2 separate regions of the Mus musculus genome follow, and region 1 is linked to region 2. Evidence: chromatin contacts called from ENCODE Hi-C or POLR2A ChIA-PET data. All regions are on one chromosome and are shown on one strand. Each heading gives the region's core, a stretch centred on a gene start or an enhancer-like site at or near the end of the contact. The rest is flanking DNA. Distances are from core to core; before and after follow the strand shown.

Region 1 (3,994 bases), core at 1,470-3,969, 35 kb after region 2:
GGCAACAGGCCTACAGTTTGTTTATCAGGTGTGAGCCAACGAGAAGGGAGAGGCAAAGCCGACCATGGAGTTTTTAGAAACTCAGTCCCACGGTGAGGAGGCTGTTAGATTTAGGAAACTTCTGCAGCCTGCTTCCTGTGATTCTGGGAGAGTCCAGGGGTGGCCCTGGCAGCTGGAGTCTGTTTACCCTGTGAGCGGGGTGTGCAGTTGCAGTTTGGTCCCACAGTAGGGTGGTGGTGATAGCCCTTTAGGTCAGGGGCCTCGTGGGTGTCAGCAGGCGCTTGCCCTCAGTTAGCTTTTCGGTCAACATGGAACATTGGTGTTTTGCAGCTTCCCCCTGGGAGCTGCCCCGGCAAAGGGCAGAGCTAGCTGGGCGGGCCTGTGAGCCCTGCCTCTCCTTGCTGGGCAGCTGCTCAAGGCTTATGCTTCTGTCTGGTGGAATCAGCAACTGTGCTGGGTGATGAGCGACTCTCCTTAGTAACTGACAGAACCATCCAAGCCCCATTCGGCTCCTTCAAGCAGTTGAGGTGTTTGATGGCTTCTTGGTCTAAGAGGATTTCAGCATGGGCCTTTGAAGGCGTGGGTCTCTGGAACTCCATGACCCGGAGCAGAGAATTTCCTCCCCTCACACCCTGCAGGATCAGTGGGTACTGGTTCTGGTTCAAGGACTTGTGTGAGAGATTATGACACACAGATCCATCCCCCAGACACACGTTGTCACATCTGCTGTTAGCAGCCTGGACTCAGTGAGCTCTTCTCCTGCTCCTCATCCCAGGAAGATGTCTCCACGTCAGGGGCTCAAGGCTCTCAATGGCTCCTCGCTCCAGATGATTAATGTCCACAGCTGCTGAACGCTGCTGGCTTTCTCATTGGTTCTTGTCTGACCCTGGGCTCACCTCTCCTCACACCATTGCTTCGGCTTTCTGGTGACTCATGATGACACACTTGCATTCTCCCAAGAAAGCTGTTGTCTCCCCCTTCCCTCCTCTTTTTTTTTTTTTTTTTTTGACCAAGTGTCATGTCTTCCATGGCCACCCCTCTGAACTTTCCTTTGTCTCCCCTCAAGTTCCTGTCTGAGATGACTTTCTAGCTTTTTATTTTTTTTTTATTTTAAAATTCTTTAATTCTTTTTTTACAGTCCAGTCTTCATCCCTCTCCCGGTTTGCCCCCTGACTGCTTCCTATCCCATCCCCCCTCTCCCCACCCCCCTCCCCATCTCCAAGAGGATGTTCCCACCCCCACTCCTCACCACACCATGCCTCTCCACTCCCTGGGTCCACTCCCTGGGGCCTCAATTCTCTCGAGGGTTAGGTGCATCTTCTTTGACTGAACCCAAACCAGGCAGTCCTCTGCTGTATATGTGCTGGGGGTGGGGACTGGGGGCTCATATCATCTGGTGTATGCTGCCTGGTTGGTGGGGCTCAGTGTCTGAGAGATCTTGGTGGTCTAGGTCAGTTGAGACTGCTGGTCTTCCCATGGGGTCACCCTCGTCCTCATCTTCCTCCAGCTTTCCCCCAATTCAACCACAGGGGTCCCTGCCTTCCATCCACTGGCTAGGTGCTAGTATCTGCATCTGACTCTTTCAGCTGTTCGTTGGGCCTTTCGGAGGGCAGCCATGCTAGGCTCCTGTCTGCAAGCACACCACAACATCAGTAACAGTCTCAGGGGTCTGAGCCTCCCCTTGAGCTGGATCCCAATTTGGGCCTGTCACTGGACCTCCTGTCTCTCAGGCTCTTCTCTACTTTTTGTACCCTCAGACAGGAACAACTCTGGGTCAGAGCTTTGGATGCTGATCTTATAGCCATTCCTCCAGCAGGCCAGTCACACAGAGCAGCCACTCAGTGCAATGCCCCAAGCTTTGTGACTAATTGTAGTCACACCCGGGCCACAGAGAGGATGGTGTCCTCCCCCGACCCCAGCCCCTAAGAGCTCCCAGAGTAGAGTCCCTTTGCTTCTAGGCCTGTTTGTGGCCTACACAGTGAGCAGAAGAAGGTGCTGATCTGAGCACACTGTAACTTGGTCTCTCTACTCTCACTAGAACTTGGTGTTTGGCTTGCCTCAGTTTCCTGGCCTTCTCTTCCTCCACAGCTGCTCTGAGCGGCTCTGAGGAACTCCCAGGGTTTCCAGGAAACAGATTGTGGAGTATGAGAACTTTCTCTCCAGCGACGTAGGGCTGAAGGGTTCCCCTTCTGGGTGAGGGGTCGGGAAGCCATGTTGGGACAGGATTTCAGCCGCAGGAGAAAAGCTCTCCCCGGCTGCAACATCTTCCCTGCTTTTTCCTTTCTTCTTTCTCCATGCTCAGAGAAAGCTGATGAGGAAGAACTAGATTTTTCTGTCTTCATTTTTTTAAGGCTAGTACACACAGCGACGGTCCTCTCTGCAGTGCCAGCGTGCGCAGGTGGAGGAAGGGCTAGGGGCAGTGGAACAGGAAACAGGCAAGTGTACAAACAAAGCCTGCAGGGCCTGAGGAGAATTATGAAGAATGCCTCTTCCGGTGTGACTCAGCCGGTCTGGGGACCAGCCCGCCCGAACAATCAGAGCTGCACAAATCCCACCCTGGTCCTGCAAGCATTGTAAAGACAGCTTCATTTGGGGGAAGGGGTTGGGTTTTCTTTGAGGGTGGAACAAAACTCAGCACAGCCTGTCTGAGGCATCTGTGTGTCAGTTCCTGCTGTGTAGACAGGGAGCCAGTGTCCTCCCTGCATGCTCCCTGCAGACACTAGGGCCACACAGGGTAGCAGTGCCTGGCTTTCAGGGTCTAGCTTGGCTTGCTCAACGGGCAGATGAGCTCCACAGCAGGTGGAATGACCCTCTCTGCTGGAATCAGCCCTTTCGTGTAGAGAAAGGGCAGCTCTGAGAAAGGCTGTTACATAGACCTGCTCAGATGGTTTAGGTAGAAGTCAGTCTCCAGAACGTTCTTCTCTCTTGCTGAATCATTTCATGGGAATTTGTTTTCCAGATCATTCTACTGTCTTGGGGTACTTAGAACAAAGGGGATGATTTAGTGGCTTCCAAAGGCTGTTTCTCCTTCTTGGCTGTGGGCCACATTCTGTCTGCCTTTGCTGAGTTTGGCACCAGCTAGGGGGTGTGGATGCTGAGAGGTGACCTCCACTGGGGCCTTAGGTGGGGACATTGAGCTGACCCTGGGCAGCGATGGACTGGGGAAAGGATACCAGGTTACAGTGGGGTCTTTGTCAATGTCCCTCTGAGGGCCTGGTGAGAACCCAGTTGTCTGGGCTGCCACAGATTGCCACCTCTGAACTTGGAATCTGTCTGTGTTTGAAGGTCACGGGCAAGTGTAGTGTCTCTTTCTGTCTCTTCTTGGGGTCTTTCTAAGGATGCAAACAGACAGCACGAATGTTCAGCAAGCGCTCTACTGGAGGGGGAAGCCCAAGCCTGTCCTCTGTTTATGAAATGAAGACGCACGTTCAGTAGTTTCATTGTTCCTCAACAGCTCCATCCCTTTCTTCCAAAAATGGGGACATACTGGGAAATGGTGATATAGGATGTCAGCTTGGCAGGAACACAGATGACCAGGGGCTTCACAAACATCTGTAAAGGGAAGATAGCTTATTATTGTTAATTATCAATTTTAACGTTTTATTTTTTGTTTAATATTTTTGTTTTCTGAGTCAGGGTCTTTTGTTGCCCATGCTGGCCCTAAACTCACTAGCTGAGGCTAGCCTTCACCTTCCTTGTGCTAGGGTTATAGAAGTATACTACCATGACTGGTTTATAAGGTGTTGGGGATCAAACCCAGGGCCTCATGCATGTTAGGCAAACACTTTACTAACTGATCTGTACCCCGGGACATTTTTTTATTCTGTACTGATGACAGCTCTGACCCCTGACTTCTGCTAGCAAGTAGTGTGTGACTAGATCTTTTCTCCCGAGGTTGCTTATCAACTCATGTTCTTTTTTGATAACCCCGTCAACTGATTTGGGACAACTAAGCTGTGGACATAGCCTTGGGGCAGAGCACTTGGCTGGTTCA
Region 2 (3,586 bases), core at 986-3,485:
AAGAGTTCTGAAGTAGCTTAGCCTCTGAGCACGGGTTCTCTGGTCTGAATTTGGGGAACAGGGATAGCCCCACGTCCTGTTTAAACACAAGCCTGCTACCTAGAACCATCTATGGCTCCCAATAGCACTAATGCCCGTCCTTGAGAAGTATCGGGGTTCCGATAGAAATCAGCATTGTGCAAGACTGTCTTGCATCAGTTTTCTCTGGGTTTGATGTACATGAGCACCCACATCCAGGGAGCTGAGCAAAGAAACAGCAGTTAAGGCAAACTGAAAGAAACAAAATACTTATTCACGCTGTCTCTGACTCCACGCCCACCTGAAAGTGCTGCTCTTAACTTACCTGTGTACTCGGCCTCTAATTTTGATCTAACCTGGAAGGGTTGACTGCGCCAGTGCATTGAAAATCTTATTCCCGAAAGGGATACGTGGGGCACAGCCCTGTCTCGGGAAAGGCACCATGGGCAGGTCAGCTCTGTGGTAGGTAGCATTGCTGTGGTATAACATCTTTCGTTCCGTGAGGATTCTGAGCGCCAAATGCTGGGTTTTCTACTACGGGCTTTTGTGTTGGGGCAGGGCAGTCACAGGTTTTCTCTGTGTGGAAAGATGGGCTTTTCACAGCATGCAGGAGAGAGAGAGAGAGAGAGAGAGAGAGAGAGAGAGAGAGAGCGCATGGGGATGTCTGTCAGCGTGACCAGCATTGGCTGCTTCAGGACATGGGGCAGGATGGAGACTAGAGACCCAGGGTGACTGAGGCTGGGGCAGAGGCCTTAGTGATCCACACAACACAACAGCTGGCCAGCCTTTCTCTCTCTCTCTCTCTCTCTCTCTCTCTCTCTCTCTCTCTCTCTCTCTCTCTCGCTGGCTGTTTTCTCAAGCACCTCAGCTGTTGACCAAATCTACTCACTCACCTTTGTCCTCCAAGCAACTTGGTCCTTGAAACCCAGGCAGCACCCAAGGGTCGCAGCCATATTAGTACAAAGAATGGGCTCAGTAGGAACTCAGCATCTATTCTTTAAAACTTGTTTTCAGTTTTCCAAACAGGAAAGCACATATTGTGTCCTCTTAGTCTCCCAGCCAGAGACTAATTAGACTGTAGTATATCCCCCATTGTTCCAGGAAAACCGGACCCAAGGTGCTCCTGGCAGGCTAGGGCACCACCCGTAAAAGCCCCTTTCTCTGGGCCGAAGTGTTTCCAGCCAGCAACCTGGAATATGCTTGGCTGGATGAGTCAGGCTGGCAAGGCTTGGGAGGATCTGTGTGGCACAATGCTCATGAGACAGTGTCCCCACAAAGATAGATGTACACTTCTGCTCCTGAGCTGCGTCTCTATGCAGGCATGCTCTGCTGCCCTGGACCACAGCAGATGAGCTTAGTCCACCATGTGCATCTTTCTCTTCCAGCAATGGCTGGAGCGTGCTGACTTGGGATAGCAGTTTTAAAGCCTCCACCTTCCATGATCTTTGCCCTCCACCCCTCTGAGTTGGGAAGGCTGTCTCCTTTCCCCCAGAACACCGGGCCACTTTCAGTCCTCATAGGTACATGGTATCTCATAGAAGGGAAGGCTCCTGCCTCCTGCAGGATCTTCATTGGTAGCTGGCAGGTATGTTGCCCGACTTCCGAGCTGACACACAATGTGTCCTGTGGCCACTGGCTGCCATCTTGTTGAGGACACACAAGCTAGCCTGTGGTGGGATTGAAAAGTAGCCAGAGGGGGAAAGGACAGCACTCTGGGACTGAGGCTGAACGAGGTGATACCTTCCTAATTCCCCAAAGTTCCAGCTGCTACTGATCACACTGCACAGAGCCCCGGACCACAGCCAAGCCTCCTGAAAACACGAACTTGAGTGAGGTTGGTTTGAAGATGCGTAGGTTTGGGGGTGACTTCTTCTACTGGGACTCGTATCTAACACACCTGATACTCTAAGCTATCATTCATCCTCTTCAAAGATGCTTCATGCCTCTCTGTCTGGCCCTATGGACGCGGTCAGCCTGTTTGTCAGTCCTTGTGCAGACAGTTCTAGCTCCCAGACTGGCCTCTTAGATTGCCAGATGCAAATGCTAAACTCTGCCTGCTTATTTGTCAGCTTCTCCTTACTTTTTTTTTCTTTTTTCTTTTTTTACACCCCCCCCCTTTTTTTTCCCAAAAGGCTTGCAGGTGCCTTGGCACATTCTCACAAGAAGTTAAAATGAAGCCAGGGACATTGGCAGACCAGTAGGCCACTGCAGGGAAAACCAGCAGTGTACACCAGGAAGCTGATGGGGAACAGGGCTGCCTCTCAGAAGAGCATCAGCTCTTAATTTGTAAAGGAAAGCAGCGCCAGTCTTCAGGCTGGGCAAGTTGATTTCCTGGCATTGTTGGTGGGGAAAGTGAAGGGCCTGAGTGCCTGTTGCCCGTGGGATTGCAAAAAAACAAAACAAAACAAAACAAACAAACAAAACAAACAAACAAAACAAAACCCCACAGCCTTCAGTGTTTCTAGTAGCTTGCTTTTGAAAAGAAAAGCTACATGTTTTATCTTATTTTAGTTTCAGCTTGACAGTCTTTCAGTGCCATTGCATAGTGCAGAACTTTGGGCAACATGTTTCGTTCTCCTTTGGGCACCGTGTCTCTCTTGGCAGCTGGACAGAGCCCAAGAAAGCTGGGAGACACAGTCTGCCTGGGCAGTCTGTCTCCTGTGGACCTCAGCAGCCCTGGTAATGTTTTTGGCAGGAACAGGGTGGTGTCCCGAGAGCGCCAGAGGCAGATTTTCTGTGCCTGTTGATGGAGGCCAGATCCACGTGCCCTGGGGCCTCCACACAGGCAAAAGGCTGACATTCTGTTCTGCACACTCCATCTGAACTTAGATTAGGCAGGGCAGTCAGCACCTGCTTCTCCCTCAGGGATGTGGGGCTGGAAGAGTTGGCTGGTACCAAATAGACTTCTCCAGGAGCTGATCTGAGCTCAGTGGGTGGCTCTGTGAATCTACAGCTGCGGGCTGGGGAGGGAGGGGCCGGGAGCTCTCAGTGTAAGGGATGGCTGAGAGTCTGGCCCTGCTCTCTGAGTACTGGCTACATATTCTTGTTGGTCATAGGACTAAAGCTCTTTTTTTTTTTTTAACATCCTCAATACAGTCACTATGGTGTATAAATGCACTCTTCTTCCGTGTACCTGAAGCCTCATTCTCTGATATGACTTCCCAGGGCAGGTGGGACCTTGCCATCTGTGGCAGGTTTCACTCTGAAGTTCAGAACCATCTGTCCTTTTTCCTCTTTCCTTCAGCCTGTGCTTGCTCATGGAGAGATTCTGCATGGGGGAACATGGGAATTTCCTCTGAGTCCCCATGTCTGCAAGGTATATGCTAGGATACTCAGCCCTGCCTCCTTTGGGGTTATCCCACAGATGAGCCTTGTATCAAGTCCAGGAAGCAGAAGGAACAGACTCTAGCCAGTGAGAAGGAGGAACTTTCCATCTGTGCAGTACAGCGATCCAGCTCTTGATTTGCAGGGAAGCAAGATGTAGTGTAGAGTCATCAAGATGCACACGAGCCACAAGAATGCTTTATCTCCTTCCCACTGTGACCTGGTATTGTCTCCCATATTCATC

Evidence for each region. A loop is a pair of places that touch in the nucleus more often than their neighbours do. ChIA-PET counts read pairs that join two places held with the same protein, here RNA polymerase II (POLR2A).
Region 1: a map of gastrocnemius shows a loop between it and region 2 (2.1-fold over the local background). The contact joins two enhancer-like sites. A Hi-C loop is called at or near these places in 3 of 37 maps with a recorded cell type or tissue (gastrocnemius and heart). POLR2A ChIA-PET finds 5 or more read pairs at or near these places in 3 of 5 experiments (Patski and embryonic stem cell).

The regions. Positions count from the first base shown.
Region 1 is chr13:51,962,047-51,966,040 of GRCm38, forward strand. No RefSeq gene overlaps it. Among named protein-coding and RNA genes, the nearest start is that of Gadd45g, 120 kb to the left of the region's middle. Within about 2 kb of position 2,720, at least 2 of the 3 ENCODE cell types and tissues checked have a DNase peak (open chromatin) inside an H3K27ac peak, as active enhancers do; they include gastrocnemius, where a contact is called at or near this core.
Region 2 is chr13:51,927,699-51,931,284 of GRCm38, forward strand. No RefSeq gene overlaps it. Among named protein-coding and RNA genes, the nearest start is that of Gadd45g, 83 kb to the left of the region's middle. Within about 2 kb of position 2,236, at least 1 of the 3 ENCODE cell types and tissues checked has a DNase peak (open chromatin) inside an H3K27ac peak, as active enhancers do; it is gastrocnemius, where a contact is called at or near this core.